Linked DNA regions of Mus musculus: all the other regions are linked to region 3. A link is a loop called in an ENCODE intact Hi-C map of the cell type or tissue named here. Cell type or tissue: left cerebral cortex. All regions are shown on one strand.

Evidence for each region. Peaks named below come from ENCODE experiments on the same cell type or tissue, not always from the same donor. Only the 100,000 strongest peaks of a DNase experiment are listed, where the experiment ranks them.
Region 1: it touches region 3 in a loop (7-fold over the local background); 11 of 42 quality-filtered maps call a loop at or near these places.
Region 2: a loop joins it to region 3, with 2.3 times the contacts of the local background. A loop is called at or near these places in 9 of 42 quality-filtered maps.

The regions. Positions count from the first base shown.
Region 1 is chr17:35,117,273-35,125,272 of GRCm38, forward strand. It overlaps Csnk2b (casein kinase 2, beta polypeptide), which reads right to left and starts at 4,020. Exons shown (of 7, transcript NM_009975.3): 1 at 3,850-4,020; 2 at 3,173-3,255; 3 at 2,482-2,584; 4 at 1,187-1,302; 5 at 724-799; 6 at 424-613. The coding sequence starts at 3,244. Gpank1 (G patch domain and ankyrin repeats 1) reads left to right here and starts at 5,680. Exons shown (of 2, transcript NM_032460.2): 1 at 5,680-6,387; 2 at 6,948-7,543. The coding sequence starts at 5,714. The coding sequence ends at 7,392. Gm20522 (predicted gene 20522) reads right to left here. Exons shown (of 3, transcript NR_168268.1): 2 at 7,961-8,000; 3 at 5,463-5,966. It also overlaps a transcript of Ly6g5b not described here. In left cerebral cortex, CTCF peaks have their summits at 2,130 (motif pointing left), 2,987 and 4,982; DNase peaks (open chromatin) are centred at 3,290, 4,134 and 4,843; H3K4me3 peaks cover 2,716 bases; H3K27ac peaks cover 2,161 bases.
Region 2 is chr17:35,016,480-35,024,479 of GRCm38, forward strand. It overlaps Vwa7 (von Willebrand factor A domain containing 7), which reads left to right and starts at 100. Exons shown (of 17, transcript NM_138582.1): 1 at 100-288; 2 at 578-826; 3 at 1,214-1,495; 4 at 1,909-2,005; 5 at 2,559-2,669; 6 at 3,183-3,378; 7 at 3,492-3,661; 8 at 4,669-4,781; 9 at 5,032-5,148; 10 at 6,169-6,354; 11 at 6,886-7,018; 12 at 7,133-7,285; 13 at 7,371-7,463; 14 at 7,691-7,992. The coding sequence starts at 593. In left cerebral cortex, CTCF peaks have their summits at 2,789 (motif pointing right) and 4,848 (motif pointing right); DNase peaks (open chromatin) are centred at 4,855 and 7,370.
Region 3 is chr17:35,232,696-35,240,695 of GRCm38, forward strand. It overlaps Nfkbil1 (nuclear factor of kappa light polypeptide gene enhancer in B cells inhibitor like 1), which reads right to left and starts at 3,091. Exons shown (of 4, transcript NM_010909.5): 1 at 2,955-3,091; 2 at 2,257-2,536. The coding sequence starts at 3,011. It overlaps Atp6v1g2 (ATPase, H+ transporting, lysosomal V1 subunit G2), which reads left to right and starts at 3,901. Exons shown (of 3, transcript NM_023179.3): 1 at 3,901-4,150; 2 at 4,422-4,522; 3 at 4,930-6,072. The coding sequence starts at 4,069. The coding sequence ends at 5,103. In left cerebral cortex, CTCF peaks have their summits at 2,256 and 3,849 (motif pointing left); DNase peaks (open chromatin) are centred at 611, 2,380, 3,183, 3,873 and 2 more places; H3K4me3 peaks cover 3,206 bases; H3K27ac peaks cover 4,918 bases.

The DNA.
Region 1 (8,000 bases), 120 kb before region 3:
CAGGACAGCCAGAGCTACACAGAGAAACCCTGTCTCGGAAAAAAAAAAAAAAAAAAAAAAAAAAAAGAAGATTTAGTACCTGTTCAAAATAGAATCTTTCTCCCCTGGTATACAGTAAAAAAAAAGATACCAGGATGATAAGTCTCACTAAATCACAAAGCTAAGCATCCAAAATGGGAACAGCAACAGTCACTGTTTAAATAGTCAAGTGCCATACATTTAAAACTGTTGCTAGGCAGGTACTGTTGGCATCCCTGCTTCATAGATAAGAAAATGGACTCACAAGCAAGTAACTTCCCCAGCCACTCAGCAGGAAAAAGCCCTGACTTTGGGATAGGCAAGCCTCAAGAAAGGGCTATGCTTGTCCTCAATTCTCTCTAGACCTTGGCTCTTTGATCCTTTGTGACTGTCTTTGCTCCCTACCTGGGTACAAACTGGTTGGCAGGTCGCTTGGGCCGGTACTCTGGATGCACCATGAAGAGCATGTGAGGGAAACCAGTGCCGAAGTATGCGCCGTCCGTGTGGTGGTGTCTGGAGGACTTGGGTGTGTACACGTCCATGCACTTGGGGCAGTAGAGTTTCACCATGGCCTCGCCTGGGATGTCTGAAAGGCCTGGGAGATAGACAGCCAGACTGCAGACCAGGTATCCCTAGCGCTCCCCAACCTCCCAAAGGACTCGGGCACTGAGTACAGGAAGGCAGCTTCTGGCTTTCAACACTCACCGATAGGAAGCATTGGCTGGTTCTCACAGTATACACGAGGACAGTAGCCAAAGTCTCCCTGCTGGTACTTTTCCAACTAAGGTGTGTAAAACAGAAGGGACTGGTGGGTGAGCATGAAGAGGCAATCTCAACTCATTTCATGGTCCCCCCCCCCCATGTCTCCCACTTCTGACTAGAAGCCCCCTCTCTGTCGAGATAGGTCCTCAAACTCAAGTGCCTTTCCTTTGTGGGGCAGTCTGCAGAGCCCAGGGGCCATTTGCTATTTGTTCCCTGCAAACTCCTTCGTTTTCCGGTTTCATCTCCCTTCCTTAAAACACCTTCAATGGGACCCTGAGTGAGGATTCACTCCTCAGCCCAGCTCTGGGTCTCTCCCTCTCTCCTCTGCCACGCTCCTTGCCAGGTAGGAACCAGGCCTCGGACCCATGCACCTGTTTCCCTTCCTGCAGAAGGAGCAGAGCCTCACCATTTGTGCGATGCCTCGGTTGGTGAGGATGTAGCGGGCGTGGATCAACCCATAAAGCATCTCAGCTGCCTGTTCGATCAAGTCGCTCTGGTTGGGGTTGTCTTCCAGCTCTTCATCTGAAACGTGGGTGGGGTGGCCGCTTGTTTAGTTTTCCAGGGTAACCCCACCTTACCTGCAAGGTGGCGCCTCCAGTTTCTCTAGTACCTGTTTCTGAGCCTTGCCCTACCCATCATCTATACATCTGACCCAGAAACCTGGGCTTTTGATTCTTCTACAAAGCAAGACTGCTCGGCAGGGCCTTCTCTGTGTTCCTCTTTAGTCTCTGCCTGCCTCTCTTTTCACAGTAAGTAAATGTAAACACACAAACGCAGAGGAGGCCCTCTAGAGCAGCAGAGGGGAAGAGGCAGCAGCACACCAAACCCGAGAGGAAACTATCGTTACGAACCAGAACTGAGCTACTTTCAGAGAGCTTGGAGACAAAGCAAGAGTCATAAGGAATCAAAACAGTGAAGAAGCCAAGCACTGCTGTGTGTGCCACGACTCAGCCATCGAAAGCAGGGCAGAAAGACCAAGGGGTAAAGTCCAGTTTGGGTTATGAATGCTTGGGCCTTGAGGTGGGGGAGAAAAGACAGGAGCAAGGGATCTGGGGATAGGAGAGAGAGCTGGATTATTAAAAGGAAATTTAGAAATTCAAGAAGCAAGCCAGTCTGTGATCCAGTACTCAGGAGGCAGAGACAAGCAGATCTCTGTGAGTTCAAGGACAGGCTGGTCTACAGAATGAGTTCTAGAACAGACAAGGCTACCCAAGAAAACCTGTCTCGGGCCAGAGAGATGGCTCAGCGGTTAAGAGCACTGACTGCTCTTCCTAAGGTCCTGAGTTCAAATCCCAGCAACCACATGGTGGCTCACAACCATCTGTAATGGGATCTGATGCCCTCTTCTGGTGTGTCTGAAAACAGTTACAGTGTATTTATTTATAATAATAAATAAATCTTTGGGCCAGAGTGAGCAGGGACTGAGTGAGCGGGTTTGACTCGAGAGCAGAGTTCCTAAATTCAATTCCCAGCAACCACATGAAGGCTCACAACCACCTGTACAGCTTTAGTGTGCTTATATACATAAAATATATATATATGAAAAAGAAAAAAGAAAACCCAGTTTCCACCTCCCACAACAACCACCTCAAGAGGCCAGTGAGCAGAGACTAGAAGAAAATGAAAACAAAGCACCTATGGAGGGGAGTGCACACTTTATCACCAACCCCACAGTCAGCAACAACCCTAAGGGCACATTACCAGGTTCCAGGTCTAAGATCATGTCCAGAGCTTGTCGATAGTGAGGCACCTGCTCATTGAGTCCAGTAAGATTAAATTTGTCCTGGATGTAGTCTTCATCCACCTACGGGCACAGGGAAGCCAAGGGGTTGAAAATAATATAGGAAGGCCCATCTTCCACCTGGGCCCAAGAGATGTCTTATCCTCAGCCAAGTCACCTCTCGTGTCCTATTCCCAATTCTGCAGAGGTACTGAAGTCTCATAAAAACTGCAGGCCCTTTCTTTAAGGCTAACCATCTCCAGCAAAGACATAGACATTATTCAGCTTCGACACAAGCTTATTTTAGAAACCGCACTTGCCATCTTCTTGGGGATAGCAAACTCTCTGAGTTGAAGACTTGGGAATCATGAAGGCTAAACAGTTTAGTTTCTGAAAGGCATTTGTAATTTTCTACTGAAGCCACCGGGCTTTGCACATTACCCAACTTTAACATGAAATATTTTAATTATCCTAGTGGTCACCCAGAGGTACCTCTGTTAGCCATGCATATTGACAAAACCTTGAAATCCTAGCACTCAGGAGACTGAGGAAGTAGGACTGCCAGGAGTTCAAGGCCAGTCTAGGCTGCATAGTGAGTTCCGTCGAAATCTGCTCTCAAACAACATAAAATAAAACATCGAGGGCATGTGGAGTTGGCCGACCTAAACTCACCTCACAGAAGAATTCATTACCACGGAGCCCACAGAACCAGGAAATCCAGGACACCTCCTCAGAGCTACTCATCTTTATGTCCGCTGTGAAAGAAGAGCGTTAAGTAAGTGGAGACCAAGCTGTTTCTTGTCTCTTCCCTCCTCCCACACATTCTCCACAACAACGGAAGAATCTGAGTCCAGCCAGGCTTGAAGGATCCCGGCCTCTGAAGCATCTCCAAGCTTCTCTCCTTCACCTCAGCCCCCTTGCAGTGTGCTGGCAATAAGTTTCGCTACTTTCCAGAAAATGACAGGTCCTGATCTGTTAGTGTGACCCTCGTCCCTGGCGCTCCTCAAAGCCAGGCCCCTCTCCCCTCCATGTCAGCCGCGACAGGGCCCTCGGCTCCGGCTCCCCACCACCGCAGGTGCCTGCATGTTCCTGGCGCCTGTCCCAAGGCTTCCGAAGTTCATTTTCCCCAACAGAGCCGGCCTCTCCTGCACTCGCAGGGTTGGCGAAGGCACCACACTTCTGTGGGTCTCACGAGCGTCCCCAAAAGCCGCCTCCTCTCGCCCAGGGCCCCCGACCTCCTTCGGCTACCGACCCGGTCACTTCCTTCGTCGCCCCCACATCGAGGAGCTCCAACCAGAGTGCCGCGCCCAGGGACGGGCGACTCGACGCGGGGACAACCCCACACTCACCGGCCGGACGGGGACTGGGACTGGGGCGGGGAAGGGGAGCTGTGCTTCCAAGGAACCGCAGAGACCACTACAGCGCAAAAAGCCGACCCGGCCGCAGCAGACGAAGTAGGGAGGGGGGGGGCCACTGGAAACTGGTGAGGATTTGGGTGAGAAAAGGGCAACGCGCAGGCGCTAAGAACCGCCCCCTACCTCCGTGGACGCCGGGAGATGTAGTCCCGTCGGCAGAGAGAAACTGACGAAATGAGGGGAAGACAAACTACCAATCCCAAGAGGACCCGCGCATGACTCTCTAAGGGCCGCGAGGCCCTAGAGGAAGCCGCCTGGGGGCGGGGCGAACCGAGGCGCCACCGGAAGCGGAAGCGGAGCAGGGGGTCTTCCCGACCAGGAAGCCTGGGAAATATAGTCTTGTTAGGCTCGCTAAGCTGCCGGGTAGGTCCTCGGGCTGATTGTCATCCCTGCGGTGCTCCCTCAGCGTTCCGCTTTGCTTTTTTTTCTCCCTCTTCCCTGTGCCAGGCCAACCCACGGGATCCTGGTTCTCTCGCCAGGCCCGCGACAGAGTGCGCTCGGGCTCCGGCATGCGCAGAGTTGTGGTGAGGGACTTAGGTCGGGTGTGCTTGGGATGCGCTGAGCTGTGCACGCTGCGTGAGAACCTGGACCGCCCTGCGAGCTAACCTGAGGTGGGGCCAGCCATTCTGCCGCCGCTTGTCCCTTTGTACTTCTCCATCTCCTCAGAGCTGGGGTAGAGAGTTGTGCTGATGACCCTGACTGTTCTTCAAACCCTGCTCAGAGCAGTGGTGAGGGGTAACCGTGATGTTACTTCATCTCACAGCTCCTCGGCATCCCACAGGTCTCCCCACTGTGTCCTCAGAGTCTTTCTGAACGCGGAGGGTGGCGAAGGGCATTGTGGGGGCGTTATGTAAAAGCAGGACCCCAACCGACAGGCTCCCCCTTGGGTCCTCGCGCTACTGGGCACGCGATGCTTTACTACGAGGATGCTAGAAAAGGTTCTAGCGCGGGAAACTTGAACCTTATGGATGTTTTGTTGTTGTTGCTCCTGCGCATGCCTCGTTCTGCCCTGTGGCTATTTGATTGTATCCAATCTTACAGATTACAAGAGCGACATTTTGCGGTACAGAAGTGACAATGCAGCTTCCCCAGAAACCTCCCGGAGTAATGTCATGCCTGTTTTTAATCTGGGAAAAGGGGACCCCTAGATAAGATCGAGCAAGATTTAAAAGGTCGACCTGTGCGGGCCAGTGGTGGCGCACGCCTTTAATCCCAGCACTTGGGAGGCAGAAGCTGGCAGATTTCTGAGATCGAGGCCAGTCTGGTCTACAGAGTGAGTTCCAGGACAGCCAGGGCTATACAGAGAAACCCTGTCTCGAAAAAAAAAGGGGGGGGGGTGTCGACCTTATATTTCCTGTATGTGTTAGCGGAATGTTTTCAGAGAGAGCCTGGCATTTTTGTTTGTAGGAAGATGGGAGTTGAATACAGAACCCATTAACAACTGTCTTGTAGAATATTTTTTTCCTGTTACCCTTTTTCTTTTCTGTGTTATTGATAGAATCTAGAATTCTCAAATTTGAAACAAGCATTCTACACAGATTCATATCTACTATGCCCTCATGAAATTTTATTAACATCATGACAGGATCTGTTGTTCCTGGGGTCTGTTTTACCCATCCCATCGTGACAGGATCTGTTGTTATTCCTGGGGTCCCTTTTACCCATGAGGCCCGGGCTCCACAGAATCCTAACTATGAAGTCAGTTTTGGGATGGGAGGCCCATTTTAGTTCTAGGCTGCTTTCCCATCTCAGCGGGCCCCCAGAGGTGGTGCTGGTCATCTTCACAATAGCTACCTGAATGGTTGGATCGCTTGCTTGTCACATCCTTGCCTTGCCCAGTCTTCATTTTCTTGTTTCTCTCACAGGCATGTCTAGGCCATCCTTCATCGAATTTACCCCAGCGGCTGACTCCAGTGACCTCTGGAAGGATGGGCAGCAGCAACCACAGCAGGAGAAAGCAGAGCCTGTCCTGGACGGGGCTGCTGCCCGGGCTTTCTATGAGGCTCTAATCGCAGATGACAGTAGTTCCTCTAAGCCCCAGAGAGCTGAACCTATGAGGGAGAGGAAGAAGAAGAGAAGAAGAGTGACTAGGGAGCCTGCAGCAGCAGGAGTCCCCAGACAAGGAAGAGCACTTGAGGATGAAGACAGGATGGCCCAGTGGATCCTGCTGGCAGCCCAGAATGGGGATCTGACAGAACTCCGGAGGCTGCTAGAACCCCAAGAGGCAGGGGGAGCTGGAGGGAATATCAATGCTCGTGATGCCTTCTGGTGGACTCCCTTGATGTGTGCTGCCCGAGCAGGCCAGGGCGCCGCTGTGCGCTATCTCCTGGGCCGAGGAGCTGCCTGGGTTGGAGTCTGTGACCTGGGAGGCAGAGATGCTGCCCAGCTGGCTGAAGAAGCAGGCTTCCCTGAGGTAGCCCGTATGGTCAGAGAGAGTCATGGAGAGACAAGGAGCCCTGAGAACCAGAACCGGTGAGGAGGGAGCCTTCACTTACACCCATCTTTATTGTGTTCTTCCTTTCCTGGGCACCTCATACTAAGGGCCCACAGCAGCTAAAGGGGGCTATTCATCCTCTGGCATATTCAGTCATAGAGTAACAATGGGCGTGGTCTTTGTGCATTTGAATCTTGGTTCCATTTATTTGCAGTGCCAGCCTAAAGTCTGCAAATCTCAGTCCTTGTCTGAGAATTGGGGCTAAGACTTTTTCCTCAAAGGGGTGTTAAGATACAGTAGGTTAATGTGGAAAGAGATGGGGTAGGATGGGATGGTGCTTGTCACACAGTTTGCACTTTATAAATGCCAGCACTACTCATTATTCCTGAGAGCTTGAGGCCTACCTGACAGTATTCCAAATATTCCCTACTGGGAAGACCCTGGGGCCCCTTTCCAAGACAAGATACAACCAAAAGATGCTGCTGACATTGGGAGAAAGGCAAAAAGTACTTTGCTCTGCTCTGCCTGGTGCCTGAACAACTTGAGGCTCTGTTCATCTTTTTTTTTCCTCCCCTATAACATATTTCTTTCTCTGCAGATCTACCCCCTCCTCGTCCCAGTTCTGTGAGGACTGTGGTGCCCACTTTGAAGACTCCAACCACCACACATCTACTGCTCACCTGCTGTCACTGTCCAGGAGACCCCAGCCCTCCAACCTTCCCCTTGGGGTGCCCACTTCCAGTCCTGGCTTCAGGCTACTGCTGAGAGGTGGCTGGGAACCAGGAATGGGGCTAGGACCCCGGGGTGAAGGCCGTGCCAACCCTATCCCCACTATCCTCAAGAGGGACCAGGAAGGATTGGGTTATAGATCCCCACCCCAACCCCGAGTCACACACTTTGCAGCGCGGGATACCCGGGCTGTGTCTGGGAGAGAGAGAGTCCCTCGAGTTGCCACACTGAGTCAGAGGGAGAACAGAAGGCAAGAAGAAAAGGGCAGAGCCTGGGAGCGAGATCTAAGACTGTACATGAACCTCGAGTTCTGACTGATATGGACTGGCCCTGGTCTGTCACTCGCTGGACTTGGGCCTCTGACTTGGACACTTGGACTTCCGAACCCTTAGGCCTTAGCTGTTGGGCTCTGATTTTAGAGAGAAGGGCGGAGAGTTGGGAGATAAATAAACTTCCTTCCTTGTGGTTTGTTTACTTTCTTGAATGATATAGTAGGGAATTGGAACAAATCTGAGAGTCACATAGAAGTCTCACCTGAGCCAAAAGGACAAGCTCTCCGGGTGACAAAAGAGAGTCCCCAGTCCTGCTGGCTGCATTCTACCTGCTCCTTGAATCCCCGCCCCCACACACACATTAGGAATTGCCCCACTTTGTAAAACACCCCTCTGAGTATGTGTCTAGGCCAGTCAAGTCAGTGACAAGTATCACAAACCAAGTGTGCTATGTGTTGGAGAGGGGCGGGCATAGCTTGGTTAGAGCACCTGCCTAACACTGGGAAGACCCTGGGTGGGGCCCCTCTCCAAGACAAGATGCATCCAAAAGATGCTGCTGACATTGGGAGAAAAGCCAAAGATACTTTGCTCTGCTCTGCCTGATACAAACCTTGAACTTGAGGAAGCCAGCTGTGATGAAGTGTAATACC
Region 2 (8,000 bases), 220 kb before region 3:
GGCCTGAGTCACGGTGCTCTGCTGCCAGCTCCCCGCCTCCCCAGTTCACCTCACTGCACTGCACTGCGCTGTGCCTGCGGAGGCCTGCCCTGGGCCCGCCCCGGCTTTCGCTACATCTTGTGGCTCTGGGTTGGCACGAATGGAAGATGGCCAGGGGCTGCCTGTCCTCAATCCCCTTGCTAAGAGCCTCCCTCTCACTCTACTGAGGCCCAGTTAATTATAACTCTGACCTAAGTGCCCTGTGACGCCACACCCAGGCCAGCGCTGCCCAGGAGACCCAGCTTCCAGGTAGGAGAGGCCTGAGGAGACTTCTATCCGTGGGGCAGGGCCAGGGCTCAGTCTGGTGTAGGAAGAGAATCTTGAGAGGGTCCTCCGGGGCCTCCGATGGCAGCTGTGGGCTCCACTGGCCTGACAGGCCCTTAGTTTGTATGGGTTGCAGGCACAGGGAGGGGAGCCACCCTGGAGTATATGGGGCACCTGAAGCAAAGCAGGAAGTGGGCAATAGGTGCCATGGTGACAGCAGGCCTGCCCTGCAATTGGTGGCTTTTTTTTCCCTTGAGGTGCTTCTGTTCCCTAGGTCCATGCTTCAGCCATGCTCCCTGTGGAGGTACCCCTGTCCCACCTGGGCCCCCCAATACTGCTTCTGCTTCAGCTGCTGTTGCCCCCAACATCTGCCTTCTTTCCCAACATCTGGAGCCTTCTGGCTGCCCCTGGCTCTGTCACTCACCAAGACCTGACTGAGGAGGCTGCACTCAATGTCACCCTTGTGCTCTTTCTGGAGCAGCCACACCCAGGCCGACCACGCCTCCATGTAGAGGACTACAGGGTGAGCACCTTAGATTCACCTGGGGTTTCTCAGAGGATCCTTGTCACAAGGAGGCTCCACCTTTGACTTGCTCACTTCCACACTTGTCCCTCCTCAATTCTGGTCCTGAAATCCTGAGTCGCCAGTCTTGGGAAAGTCTGTACCAAAAGAGATGTGATGGCACACACCTGTAATCCCAGCACTTAAGGAGAATGGAAGTTAAAGGCCAGCATGGGCTGCATAGTGAGCGCCAGGCTAGCCGGGTCAGCCAGTCCAAATCTGCTGCTCCCCTGTGGGTCTCTTGGCCCACCATTCTATTCAGCCTTGAGTGCCAGTTGCTAGGGTACTTCAGGCAGTGGTAGCATCCAAACGACTTCTGGAGTTTCTTTCCCTAACCACTCTTGCTAGGGCCGGACCCTCCTCGCCGATGACATCTTTGCTGCCTACTTTGGACCTGGGTTTTCTTCCCGGCGGTTCAGGGCAGCTTTAGGAGAGGTGTCTCGTGCCAATGCAGCCCAAGACTTCCTGCCAGCTTTCAAGAGCAACCCCGACCTGCACTTCGATGCTGAACGGCTGGTCCAGGGGCGCACTCGCCTGGTGGGGGCCCTTCGGGAAACCCTGGTGGCTGCCAGAGCCCTCGAATATACATTGGCCCGCCAGCGCCTAGGGGCTGCACTTCATGCCCTGCAGGTGACTCTCAGGGCTTTTAACCTGCCTCCTCTTGCTTTGGGAGGAGGGTACACACCCCTCCTGAGCTGGCAGCACTTCCTCTGTCTGGCCAGGAGTAGCTACAAAGAAGGGAAGGAGAGAGGAAGACCTGGAGGTGGGGGTGTTAATTTATCCTAGAAAGCCTGTGGCTTAGACTCCAAGAAGGGCTGGGGTGTGTCCATTTGGGCAAAGCTCTTTCCTGGGCAATGAGAACAGAAGAAACAGGGGTACAGAAACAGGAGCAGCAGGGTGGAATTCTTTGTTTGGTGGGAACACCAAGTCAGGGCATATGGGCTGCACGACTGGGTGTTGGGCTCTGGGTGGCATATCAAGGTGTTGACCCTGACTAGATCAAATCAGTGCCTGTTGCCCCTTCCTTCTCTCCTGGGGACCAGGATTTCTATAGCCACAGCAACTGGGTGGAGCTGGGGGAGCGGCAGCCACACCCTCACCTCCTCTGGCCAAGGCAGGAGCTCTGGAGCCTGGCACAAGGTATGGCCATGATGCAGTTTGGAGGTAGGAAGGGACTCAGGGAGCTTCCTGTCCCCCGTGTCACCTTCTGCAGTCCCAGGATGGGACGATGCTTTATCCCTGCAGGGACTCTGAGGTCCTTGAGTAGCTAATGGCTACAAGAGTTCAGTGGCTTTCTCAGCCTTACACAGGAAAGCATCCAGGATCAGCTCAGACCTCACGCCAGTCTTGCCCGTGGCTTGTTCTATCCACCTGTGACAGCCCTGTGGCCTTCTCTTGAAGCCCCCCTCATGCTCCCAACTCACTGGGAGCTACGTCGTCCCATAGCAACTCACTATGGGATGGTAGCCTGCCTGTGGTTCACAGAGAGCAGAATCCCCAAAGAATTGGTACCCACACTTGTGGGTTGTGCACATCAGACATCCAAATGGTGACCCTGAGGTTTAGTGCAAAAAGCCTGGCCAAGGTGTCTGTGGCCTTTCCTATCTTTCCAGCTGAGAGGAGGATGTTAGGTAACCAGGGGTAAACCCAGCAGGTTGAGGCTTGGATTCCAGCCCCTGCCCTCTGTTCCCAGTGGGCGATCCTACATGCTCTGACTGTGAGGGGCTGAGCTGCCCTGGGAATATGCTGGACTCGACACTGCTCACCTCTGGCTACTTCGGAATGCATCCCCCCAAACCTCCAGGTACCAGATGCGAAGGCTCCCAGAAGGGACAGGAGAAAGTCACTTTCTTTGACTTTTTTTTTTAAGATTTATTTTATTTATATGAGTACACTGTAGCTGTCTTCAGACACACCAGAAGAGGGCATCAGATCCCATTACAGATGGTTGTGAACCACCATATGGTTGCTAGGAATTGAACTCAGGACCTCTGGAAGAGCATCTCTCCAGCCCCACTTTCTTTGACTTTAACACAAGATCCTGGTTGCATCTCCTTAGGAGAGGGTGGTGGGATAGAACCAGAATGGGTGGATGAAGGCTGAGGAGACATTGTCATTCTCTGTTGCCTGGGCAGTGTTGGGGAATGGATACAGAGAAAGACTCTGACCACTCTAGATGCACACAGAATGTCACTAAGTGCTGATGCTATCGTGCTGAGGGGTGGAAAAATCAAACCAGGTCAGAAAGGGTCCCCACAGTCTTTAGTAGGCACCGAGCCTTTGACTCTTACGTGCCAGATCTCTTCCCTTAATCTAGGGAAATGTAGCCATGGGGGCCATTTTGACCAGAGCAGCTCCCAGCCACCCCGGGGAGGCATCAACAAGGACAGCACATCCCCAAGTTTCTCCCCGCACCATAAGCTGCACCTCCAGGCTGCAGAAGTGGCACTCCTGGCCTCCATCGAGGCCTTCAGCCTCCTGCGAAGCCGCCTGGGCGACAAGGCTTTCTCCAGGTGGGTGGCCTCGTGGAGTCAGGTTCCCTGATGGGTCGGTGCTCCTGCCTGCGGGAACTGAGGCATTGGGGACGAATGCGGAAACTTCACTGCTCCTCTGACTTGAACCACAGGCTGCTGGACATCACCCCAGCTTCCAGCCTGAGCTTTGTCCTGGACACCACAGGCAGTATGGGCGAGGAAATCAACGCAGCCAAGATCCAGGCTCGCCGCATTGTGGAGCAGCGTCAAGGCAGCCCCATGGAGCCTGTTTTCTATATCCTAGTGCCCTTCCACGACCCAGGTAGCGGTGGTCTACAGGGATGATGGTGGGAAGGAGGGCCCAGGACAGAGGCTGGAGACCTCCCTCTGGTGAGGAGGTGGGCCTCAGGGCCATTCTACCTGTTGTCCTGAGTGAGCCTCTACTGGGTACCTGTGTCCATGTAGACAATAAGCTGCTTCTGCTATCTCTAAAATGGTAGGGGGCGGTTTCACAAGTCCAGTGCCTGCTTAGGCACCTGCCTCTGGCTTCCTTAGACTTCTGTGCTAATAGAATATGCCTTTTGGGTTCATTTTGTTTTAAACCATGGGTGGCTGTTTCGCTTTCATGTTGGTCTGCGTATGCACACGTATGAAGGACAGGAAAGGGTGTCAGATCCCCAGGAACCGGAGTTGGTGGTCCCGAGTCACCCAATATGGAGTGGAACTCAGGTCCTTGCCCCAGGGCAGCGACACTCTTACCTGCTGAGCCGGCTCCCCAGGCTGCTGCTGAGGTCAGAGATAAGATGAAGGTGTATGGGGAGGTTAGAGAGTACCACTCCTACATCTTCCCACTGAGCCCAAAGTCAGCTTACCTGGCCTGGCTCTACTGGTCTTACTGCACCCTTGGGCTGGCCATCTAATCCTTCTGTGCTATAGCCTCTATAAAACGGCCAGTGCGTGCATGCCTGGTTTAATCCTCCTGGATGGAGAACTCCTGCAGGGGGTAGTGTCTGATATTAAGTAGGGACTTAGTGTGTGCTTGTGGACACATGCGTCAATAACCTCATAGTACCGTGTCCGGGCGTTTACAAATGCAGGGCTCATTCAGTTCTCCCAAGGAGCCTCTCAGGTGAGTTCTATCCTTTTCTCTCATTACATTTTAAAGGTGAGGACTGGAGAAATGGTTCAGCAGCTAAGAGTACTTGCTACTCATGCAGAGGACCTGGGTTTTGGTGTTCCGTATTGGTATCCACCTCGGGGTAGAGGCTCACAGCTCCCTCATGGCCTCTATTCTCCTCATCCACCTGACCTTCCTTTCCTCTTGCCCAGGGTTTGGCCCCGTCTTTACAACCAGCGACCCGGACAGCTTTTGGCAGAAACTCAACGAGATCCATGCCTTGGGGGGTGGAGATGAGCCAGAGATGTGCCTGTCTGCCCTGGAGGTCTTGACTCTCCTTCCCTCTCCCGCCTCTCCCTTTCCCTCTTATCCTGCCCTTCCAGGCCCCGCCACCAGGGGGAGCCAAGAGCTAGCAAGGCTCCCTTCTCTTCCCCCAACCCCCTCACCATCCTCCCATCCTCTATCCTCGGTTCCATCAGCTTCCTTCCAGGGTCATGCTCCCTTGCGCTCTGCCCTCCCTGGCTCTACCCTGCTGCCCACCATTTTAAACATGAGCCTTTTTTTCTCCTGGCCAGCTAGCCCTGTTGCACACCCCTCCCCTCTCTGACATCTTTGTCTTCACTGATGCCTCACCCAAGGATGCTCTTCTTACCAACCGGGTGGAATCCCTGACTCGGGAGAGGCGCTGCAGGGTGAGCGCAGTGCTAGCAACCTGAGTATGGGAAAGAGAGCGGCCTCATGGGAGGTCACCCCCCTCCCCCGCCCCGCATCTTTAACAGAGTGGGAGGCCGTGCCCTTATTAAACGGATCCAATAAGCCATTCAGAGAACCCGTTGTGAGGGTCTCTGCAGTCACCAGGGTAGACAGAAACAAGTGAAGCAAGAAGGTTCAACATCTAGAATCTGACCCTGGGTGGTTTATTTTAGGCATTTTAAATATCCAGTGCAACTCTGGGGAAAGGTTTCCTGGTAACACTTGTCACAGTAAAGCTTTGCAAAGGACATGTGACTTCCTACTTAAGACTGGGAAACAATGCTCAAGATAAGGAAGGCCTAGGGAGGAAGAGTCTGAGATAAACCCCGAAGTCTGGAAGACTCGGTGAGGCCTGGCCCTACAGATAGCACAGAGCACAAGCTCTTAACTCCCACTTCCCCAGAGGATAGACATCTCTTCCGTTGAGGAGACAACCATTCATTCCCGGTATCTGCAGAGCTTATCTGTGAGCACAAGGACCTTTTCCCTCTGCATCAGGCAAACAAGGGCGGGCCTAGCTCTGTGGTGTCTAAATCTGATGCACTGGGTCTAATCCTTAGTACAACACACAAGAAGTAAATGCCAGTATGTATAAAGACAGAATTAAAACAAAGCCAGGAAATGAATCTCTGGGAAACTCCTTCCGAGGTGTGGTTAGAGCTCTCCCAAGGGCTGTTTCACTGGGAGGTCCCACCCACCACATCAGCATCAGCCAGGGGGCAGACAGCTCTAGAAAAAGTGGGGCAGAAGGACCTTCATTAACAATGCAGGCTGATTGGGAGGCAGAGGCAGTCAGATTTCTGAGTTCGAGGCCAGCCTGGTCTACAGAGTGAGTTCCAGGACAACCAGGGCTATACAGAGAAACCCTGTCTCGAAAAATCAAAAAAACAAAAAACAAAAAAACAATGCAGGCTGAGCTTCCTGGATACACCAAGCATTGGGTTGTCATTTGGCCACAGGTGACATTTCTAGTAACTGAAGACCCATCGAGGACTGGGGGTCGACGACGGCGAGAGGCCTTGTCTCCTCTGCGTTTTGAACCATATGAAGCAATAGCCCGGGCATCAGGGGGAGAGGTGATCTTCACCAAAGACCAGTACATCCAGGATGTGGCTGCCATTGTTGGGGAGAGCATGGCTGGTCTGGTGAGTGAGGGGAAGCTAGAGGGGGCCATGCCCTTAGCCAGAGCTGAGGTCTGAGGTGCTGTGTGCTTCTTCTCAAAGGAGGAGTTCTGACAGAAGTCAGGAAGGGACTCTTCTCTTCCCAGACATCCCTGGTTTCTTACCTTCCACCCTCTTTTCATGTCAATAACTGCACCCTGGCCTCTAGGGCTGCCATAGGAAATCAGTTGTTTGTTTGTTTGGTTGGTTTTTTAGTTTTGTTTTTGAGGCAGGGTCTCACTATGTAGTCCTGGCTAGCTTGGAATTCACTGTGTAGACCAGGCTGGCCTTGAACTCACAGAGATCTATCTATTCATCATCTTTGGAGGGGGAACAAGAAATGATGACGTCATTCTAAACCCCTCACCTCCAAGCACAGTCCCTGGTCCATGCAGGGCCCGCTGACATCCATCCTCCCTGTGGGAGGCAGTCTTCCCATGTCCCTCCTCTGCCTTTGCTTCCACCTCCCTCCATGCTTTCCCTCTTTCTCTCCTTTGGACCTGATCGTATCTCCAGGTGACTCTTCCCCTGGATCCCCCTGTCTTCACCCCTGGGGAGCCGTGTGTGTTTTCTGTGGACAGTCTGCTCTGGCAGGTCACAGTCCGGATGCACGGGGACATCAGTAGCTTCTGGATCAAGAGCCCTGCAGGTATTCTAATGTGGGGCTCAAGGCAGACAGAAGATTCAAGAGTGGAGAACAGGAGAAGGACTGTGCAGAGAGAAAAGAATTACTTCATGTGACAGTGTCTTGTTCCCATCCAAGGGGTGTCCCAGGGCCCAGAGGAGGGCATAGGTCCTCTGGGTCACACTCGTCGCTTTGGGCAATTCTGGACGGTGACCATGACTGACCCTCCTCGGACAGGGACTTGGGAGATCCAGGTAGCAGCTGCGGGAACCCCCCGGGTGAGAGTACAAGGTAAGGAGAAGGGTTCCTAGGCACAGCAGTGGTGAGCCGTGGTGGCCGTGGTCCTCACAAAGTCTAAGACTGCTTCCCCTCCCAGCCCAGACCTCTCTGGACTTCCTCTTTCATTTCGGTATCTCTGTGGAGGATGGACCCCACCCTGGCCTCTACCCCCTGACTCAGCCAGTTGCAGGTAGTACTATTCCCTGACCTCTGCCCCCTTGGTCTGCTGCAGTGTAACTGTGTGTAAATGAACACATGTGTGCCTTGTTTGATGAGTAAAGCATGCTAGGGAGAGTCCAGCTTCATGGGCCTCACGTGGTGCACTCCTATGACCCTGCCCAGCTGAGACCAGACATTCCTTTTACCCTGCACCTCCAACAGTTTCATGCAGACCAACTCCTTTCCCTCTCACCTCAGGTCTCCAGACCCAGCTGCTGGTAGAAGTGACAGGGCTCACCTCTAGACAGAAGCTTGTGGGTGGCCAGCCACAGTTTTCCCATGTTGTCCTTCGAAGGGTCCCAGAGGGCACTCAGCTGGGCCGGGTGTCCTTGGAGCCCGTGGGACCCCCCGTTCGAGGCCTCCTTGCTGCCTCTCTACCACCCACACTGCTGTCAGTCTCTTCTCCCTTCTCCCTGGAGCTGGTCGGCCAGGGTGGAGGGGGAGAGAGCCTGCGGAGGACTGCGCCCCAGCCTTGCAGTGTGGCCCCCGTGCTTCTGGAGGTGAGGAG
Region 3 (8,000 bases):
TGCTATAACAACCTTGGGTGAACTGAACGGCTATAAGCTCTTAGAGTAAACTGGTCTCTGGTCCAGCCATAAATTCCTGTACAGTGTGACTCTGAGCTGAAGGTTAACTGCCTGACCATCTAACCGCTACCTCTCTGCTTCTGTAAGCAAAGCTTGCTTGCTGCAGCTGTCCAGAGCTGCCTTTCTGTATACGCCACAATTGCATTTTTTTTGCTCTTAAAACCTCAAACTGGAAGTGAGGCTGCTTCCGGCTTGCTACTCTGCTTGGAACAGCCCTACTGGTGGTATATAAAGATTCCACAGGACGTATTCAGGAGTCTGGGGACTTCTTCTCTTCAGGTATCCCATAATAAACTCAGCCAGGCAGCTGCAGCCTTCCTCTCTTTAAGCTTAAAGAAAATCAACTACGCAGGCCCATCTTATTTGTGTTAGAGGATTTTGGGTTTGGTTTTGGTTTTGATCAAGGAGAGGCCAAGCTGGAGATGAGTGAGTGAGCAGGGTTGTTGATCTGTGGGCAGAAGGCCGTCCGTCTCTTAACAGACGGGCCTCTCCTCCAGTTCTAGTCTGGAAGCTGCTCTCCAGGGAATTGCTTCTGCTGTCACTGCAAAGGCAACACCTACGCTGTTTCCAGAACTGTGGGATTTGGCAAAACTGATCTAGAAGTATGCCATCTGGGGCTAGGTCAAGAGGCTGGGGGAGCAGGGGCAGGAGAGTGCAGGGTTCTGGTAGGAAACCCCTGAGTGTTAACCTCAGCGGGATAAAACTAGTCACACCATAGCCGCCATGTAGGTTAGGTGAGATCTGCTTGATGGCTTTTTTTTCCTTCACTTTTTGAGACTCTTAGGCCCTGCCCAGACTGGCCTTGAGGTGTTCCCGAGGGCTGGGATTACAGGAGTGTGTTGTGAACTTCCTGTCTTTCTAGGCGGGGAGGCTGTTTCTGGGCTGGCTATCTGCCAGTAAGTAACACAAATGAACTAGAAAGAGGCTGTCTGCACTGTGGAGCCACTACCGATGCTGACTGGAGATGTTTTGTTGACGTCTCTCTACCGTGGCTCCGGCTAGCTTGGATGTAGAGCAGACTGGCCTTGAGTTTGCAGAGCCCGGACTGCCTCCGCCTCCAGACCGCACCACCAGCTTAAGTAGGATTTTTGTTACAGAATTTTGGTGAGAATGAAGAAAACTGGTCTGGCGCCTGGTATGTGTCAAGGGACATGAGTCCATCCCTAACACACAGCAGCAGATCTCCGGCATAACACCAAGTAAAAGTTTCAAGTCCTCTGGCCGGCCCAGCTGATCATGTGACAAAGCATGGATACTTTGTAAGGTGTTTGTGGCATTATTACAAGGTTGCCATTGTTTTGATTATGCAAGGAGAGAAGCAAAATTAAGGGGGTGGGGGTGGGGTGAGTGGAGCTGGGATCTGACCTGAGCAGTCAACTGCAAGGTAAAAAACCATCAAAGAAACAAAGTAGTCACTGAGCTGAAAGCTAGGAAATGTAAAGAAAGAGTTGCGAGCTATGCGGCTGGGTGTGGGAGACACATGCCTACAACCTCAGCACTTGGGATGCAGAGGCCAGCCTGAGAGACTCGGTAAGACCCTGACTCAAAAACAAAAACAATCGGGCTGGTGAGATGGCTCAGTGGGTAAGAGCACTGACTGCCCTTCTGAAGGTCCTGAGTTCAAATCCCAGCAACCACATGGTGGCTCACAACCATCTGTCGTGAGATCTGACGCCCACTTCTGGCACGTCTGAAGTCAGCTACAGTGTACTTATTTATAATAATAAATATGGGCAGGAGAGAGTGCGGTTGCCCTAAAATTCAATTCCGAACAACCAGATGAAGACTCACAACTATCCGTACTGCTACAGTGTGTACTCATATACATAAAATAAATAAATCTTCAAACAAACAAACAATCACACCATGCTAGCACACACCCCTTAGTTGATTGGGCGATGTTAGGATAAGCTTTTCTGTTACTAGAGAGATATGGCCACATCCCAACCAGGGATCTTCAACAGTTCCCAAGGACCAAAGAACTAACTTATTTCCCAACTATTTTGTTGTATGATACAGGGTCTCTCTGTAGTCTTGGAGCTCACTGTGTAGGCTACATACTTAGAGAGATTCTCCTGCCTCTGCTTGCCCAGAGTCAAAAGACCTGCGCCACCACACCAGGCCTTTATTTCCCACGCATTCTTTCAGTTCAGATCTGGCCAGCTTCTCAAGACCAGTTCCCACGGACCCACTCACCATCAGGGCCCTGGCGGGCAGCAGCGTGCAGCGCCGTGTCGCCATGGCGGTCCTGGTGGGCAGGGTCAGCGCCGAGACGCAGCAGCAGGCACAGGGCAGGGGCATCGTGGCGGGCGCAGGCCCTGTGGAGAGGCGGGGGCTGCCCAGCGTCCACATCAAGCCCGGGATGTCGCTGGAGGAGAGCCTGGGCTCGCACCAGCCGTCCTGCAGACAAGTACCGCCGGAAGCGTCGCTCTCGGCGGTGCCGGCGGGAAGCGGAGGCCATGGAACAACTCTGGGGCTGAGGAAGAAGTGGGAAATGGCAGCGGTGAGGTCCCAGCTCCGCTCTTCCCCGTTTCTCCCTTTACCTCCTATTTCCTCCCCCTTGCATCTCCAGCAAGAGATAAGGCCTATTCTAAACTCTCATCCCTTAGCAGATGGCAAGTTTGGGGCGGAGGGTGGGGATGGGGTTGGAGTTGGGGGCTGGTGGGGAGGGGGGAATCACAGAGTTAATTTTTGATGTAATTTTTGAGAAAATGATACATAGTTGTTTTAAGGTTCCAGAGCCCAAGAAAAAAGTTAATTCTGAACTTTGGAGGGAAACAACAACAACAACAACAAAAATCAAGTAAGGCCAGATGGGGGCAATTTTCATTAGCCACAAATCTGGAGAAAAGTCACAAATTCAAAGAGCGATCTAGAAATGGAATATAATGTACCCGACAGACAGACGTAGAGGCTTCTTCCTCTGGGGCCTGGGGGGAGGGGTTACTCATCAGACCTGCTCCCCGCCCCCCCAAGGACCCTCAGAGACGGAGGCCGGAGGCCTGGGCTTAAGACGCTCGGAGAAGGGAGGTGGGGAGGGAGGAGGCGCGCCAGGATGCAGGAAATGGCGCAAGCACACGCGCAAGTTTCGGGCGGAAATGAACTGTGTGTTCCATCCCGGAAATCGTACCGAACGCTCGGACTGGGTGACTTGTGATTAGGTCTCCGGAGGGGAAATAAGACAATTTGCGACATAGGGTCCTCCTGCAAGCGGAAGATGAGAGGCGAGCTTTCGAAGGGAGGCAGAGGCAGAGGCAGGCCTGGTCTATAGGGCGAGCTGCAGCGACAGCCAGGACTACAGAGAGAATCCCTGTCTCGAAACACACACACACAATCTCACACACACACACATAATCACACACACACCACACAACCACAATGAGGCCAAGTATATGGGTAGATCAAAAAAGAAAAACACATGGTTAGACACTAACAAGGCAAACGTAGGACAGAGCAGGGAGATGTGTGCAGACGTTCAGATTTGGGGGGAAAGTCTGAAGAGAAGATGGAGGCTGAAAAGAGGGGGTAAGGGCGGAGGGAGGCGTGGAGACACAGTTGGGAGTGTAAGTGAAACCCAGCGTACTGTGTCCAAGCGCATCCTTACCTTCCCACACCATTCTCATCGCCTTTGTGTCTCCTTCGAGACCACCAACCAAGATCTCCTCACACCCAAACACTCTGCCCTCCGCTTCCCCCAGACCCATCTCTGTGGACCCTGGTGACACGGAGAGGCCCTGCACCTGCTGCAGTAGTCAGCACAGGGCTGGTCTCTGCTGCCCTCGGGCGGCCGTTTCGGGTACTACCTCAGTGAGGTTCGAGAGGAGGACCAGTCATCAGTGTGAGGATGACAGACACCCACCCGGTGCAGGAGACTGAGTGAAAACGGGAGCGCTAAGACCCAGTGGGAGTGGAGGACCGCATCAAGGGCCCGGAGGAGTAGGCGCTGGAGGGTGGGAGCCGTCTGGTACCTCGGTCGCCTTCGGAACAGCATCCTCTCTAGTGATAAAAATGGCCAGTCAGACCCAGGGTATCCAGCAGCTCCTCCAGGCTGAGAAGCGGGCAGCGGAGAAGGTGGCCGATGCCAGGAAGAGTGAGCCCCCCTTTCCTCTCTTAGGAATATGGAAGGAGAATTTAGGAATAGGGGATAGCGGGCATTTGAGTCCTTAGGAAAAAAAAGCCCAAGGACAATGAGGACAGATGGGGGACTGAGGCTATTAGGGTAGAAGAAACGGGTGGGTTTTACAGTCTAGCATTTGGTTGGTTGACAGGAAACTGGATAACTTTCTAGAGGGCACTGATCCCACTAACGCACCTGGTTGTGTGTGTGTGTGTGTGTACACTCACTGTCCTTCTGCCTCTAGGGAAGGCCCGGCGACTGAAGCAGGCGAAGGAGGAGGCTCAAATGGAGGTGGAGCAATACCGCAGGGAGCGGGAACAGGAGTTTCAGAGCAAGCAGCAGGCGGTGAGTTGAGGGGGACAGGGATGGCCCCACCCAGGTGCAAATCGGTGGGTGCCTCTTGCCAGGTGTATACAGGTGACTAAGAAATTAGGGTGTCTGAGAGCTGAAGAGGCCCTGACAAGGACCACACATTGGTAAAGCTTTGACGGGATCTGTAAGGTCTGAGGGTTTTAAAGGGTACATGAGACTTGTGGGGCAGCCTTCACAGTCTGTATGGTGGGGACAGTTTTATGGTCAGTCTCAGAAGTAAGGATTGTGCCCACCTGCTTGGTATCTACATGTTTTTGTGGGGTGGGAATAGTTTCGAAAAGGCTTCCCAGGCCTTCCTCTGAACCTTTCCTCCTACATGCTGGGACCCTCCTTTCTCTGTGTCTGCTTTTTTCTTTCTCTCCTCCGCCCCCATCCCCCAGGCCATGGGCTCTCAGGGGAACCTGTCTGCTGAAGTGGAGCAGGCCACAAGACGGCAGGTTCAGGGCATGCAGAGTTCCCAGCAGAGGAATCGGGAGCGCGTCCTGGCTCAGCTTCTCGGCATGGTCTGTGAAGTCAGGCCCCAGGTCCACCCCAACTATCGGGTTACTGTCTAGAACCATCGCTCAGGGACACATCCCTAGAGTGACTCCTTCTGTCAGCTCCGTCCACAGAGAAATATCCCAACTCAAAACCACTTGTGTCGCATGCGCAGAGCCTTGGGTTCAATCCATAATATCATCCCCCCCACCCACCAAATCGCTTCACATAATAACCTGTTGCTGGAGGGGAGGCTTCTATGTGACAGGATCCAATATTCCCCCCTGAGACTTACAAGTAGCCTGTTCAAACCCGACAAACCCGAATCTCTCTGTTCCATGACACCCACTGGAAGTTTACTAATGAATGCCCACGTCATCCCCACCGGACCCCTCTGTGAAATATATGTCCTGGTGACAGTTATGAAAGCACCCTGACTTCAGAGCAGGGGAACCTCTGTTCCTCTCCCACCCCTGGTCCTTGCTGGTTACACAACTGGGACAACTATTTAACCTGGAAGCCTCAGTGTCCTCATCTTTGTGACTGGAATGACAGCAACAACGCTCACTTTGTAAGGTGGCTGCTGTGAATTATCTGTGAGAATTCAGCATAGTTCCAGATGACGGAGTGCCTGTATCATGACCGCACTCTGCGTGCCTGCCAGAATTCTAACCCCCTCTCCTGACTTTTTTATTCCTTGTGTTCCAGCTTTGTTCAGCCACTGTGACACTAGTAACCCTCTAAAGAATTTGTTTCTCTGGCTCTCCCTTGGCACATCATGCCCCCGAACAGTTAAATGATAATGTTATTTAGCCCCTCTGTCCGAGTCCCAAATATATATCAAATCTCTTAGCACCTCTCTGTTTCTCCTGAGCTGGTCTTTCTCATGGTTGGCCCCCCTCTTTCTCTGTTTTCCCAAATCTTGCTGCTTCCGGGAGCTGAAGATATCTATGACATTCACATGCATGCATTCCTTTGTGTGCCCTCAGCACCTTGCCTCCTTGTGTAACAGCGGAGTGTCAATAAAATACTGGTGGATGAGTCAATTGTTGGTGAAAGCAGCCTCCTTTTTGCCTTGCCGTTGCTCACTTTGGTTCGCTGTCCTCAGAGTTATGCATTTATATAGTTTCCAAAACACTGCAAAGGGCTGTCCTGGAAGCTTTATGGAGAAACAAAAGGACACAGTACTGTGTCCCCTCTTGAACAGAGAGTTGCATAGATAGTTGTAAGGGAAATGTTGGCAGAGCAGCACTCTGTCTCTTTCCTGGTTTTACACTGCTCATCAGCACCAGAGACAGAGACAGACAGACAGGCAGGCAGGCAGACAGACAGACAGACAGACAGACAGACACACACACACACACACACACACACACACACACACACACGAGAGAGAGAGAGAGAGAGAGAGAGAGAGAGAGAGACAGAGAGACAGAGACTTACTATCTTACTAAGTATCTCTGACTACCCTGGAATTTGCTAGGCCAGGCTAGCTTTGAACTCACAAGAGATCCACATGCCTCTGCCTCTTGAGTACTGGAATTAAAGACGTGCACCACCACGCCTGGCTTGACATTATGTTTGGGTATTGGCTCTCATTATGTATCTGATGATAAAGGTCGTTGTATCCCCAGAGCCTAGATAGCACTTGGCACACACTTGGCAGTTGAGGAATACTTTGGAATAAAAAGATGCTGGGGTGGGGAAGGAGGAAGTTGGGGTGGTGGTGGTAGGGGGTGAGGGGGTGGGACACTGCTGGTCTCTGACCCCCATTCCTTTATCAGTTCTCTTCACTGCTCATTTCACCCTGAACTTGAATCAATGAGGTAATTCATAGTCTTATATGACTTTTCTGTAGAGAGACATTAAAAAAAAAACTATAAGCCAGGTGTGGTGGCGCATGCCTTTAATCCCAGCACTTGGGAGGCAGAGGCAGGTGGATTTCTGAGTTCAAGGCCAGCCTGGTCTACAGAGTGAATTCCAGGACAGCCAGGGCTACACAGAGAAGCCCTGTCTCAGGAAAAAAAAAAAAAAATCTATGCCAAATAAGGCAGTCATGAAACACCAAAGATATCTCACCACCCAAGTCTCACTTGGCAGACCAAAGAGCTCGCTGGAGTTATTGGCAGTATGGTGGGTGATAGGTTACTTATAGGAGTGAGACTGGAGTAGCTTCCCATCAGAAAGTCGCCCACCAGCGTGACTTGTATGCAGACCAAAGAGTCCTGCCACCAGGAGCTGTTTATTGGTGACACAATCTGGGAGAAGTGTTCCGTGTCTTGCAACTTTTTTTCTGAATTTCCTGAGCCTTCTCCACTCTCATCAGGAGGAAATGTTTCGGGGGAAATAGCTATACAAAAGCAAGGAGATTTTTGAAGAGGAGGGACACATGTGATAGGAAATTGGGGTGCTTACACCCTGGTGTTTCCCTGCTAGCTGTATTGCCTTGGCCACCTTGTTTTATTTCTCTATTTTCATATGTTTACAGGAAGAGTGGAGCGGGGCATGGGTCTGCATTCAAATCCTCCAGCAGGAGAATTGAGAGCTTGAGGCCAGTCTATATAACTGCTCAAACTCAGTAACAGAGAAAGGAAGAAAAAAATGGCAAGACAGATGAGGGGCACTCACCTTGCTGTGGCCCCAGTGGCCCAGGTTTTAAGCATTGTTAAAATCACAGCCAGCTGTTAAGACAATCCCTTCCTGCCCTGGCTACCTTAACGAGGACTGTCAGCATGGCCATTTTGAATCTTCTATAAAGTCTTTGAGGAAACCACACAGCTAATGGCTCAGCCAGGATTGTTTCTGTCCTCTCTCTCCTCCCCCAGTGGAGGGTGGAACTTCCCATAGTCCAGTAGCAGGAAGATGTGTTATCACTGATGCCAAAGGGACAATATTATGATTGGTGCAAACACAAGTCTTCATTTGCACGAGTTTGCTGTTTGCTGTGTTTGGTGCAAACACCCTTTGCTGGCTG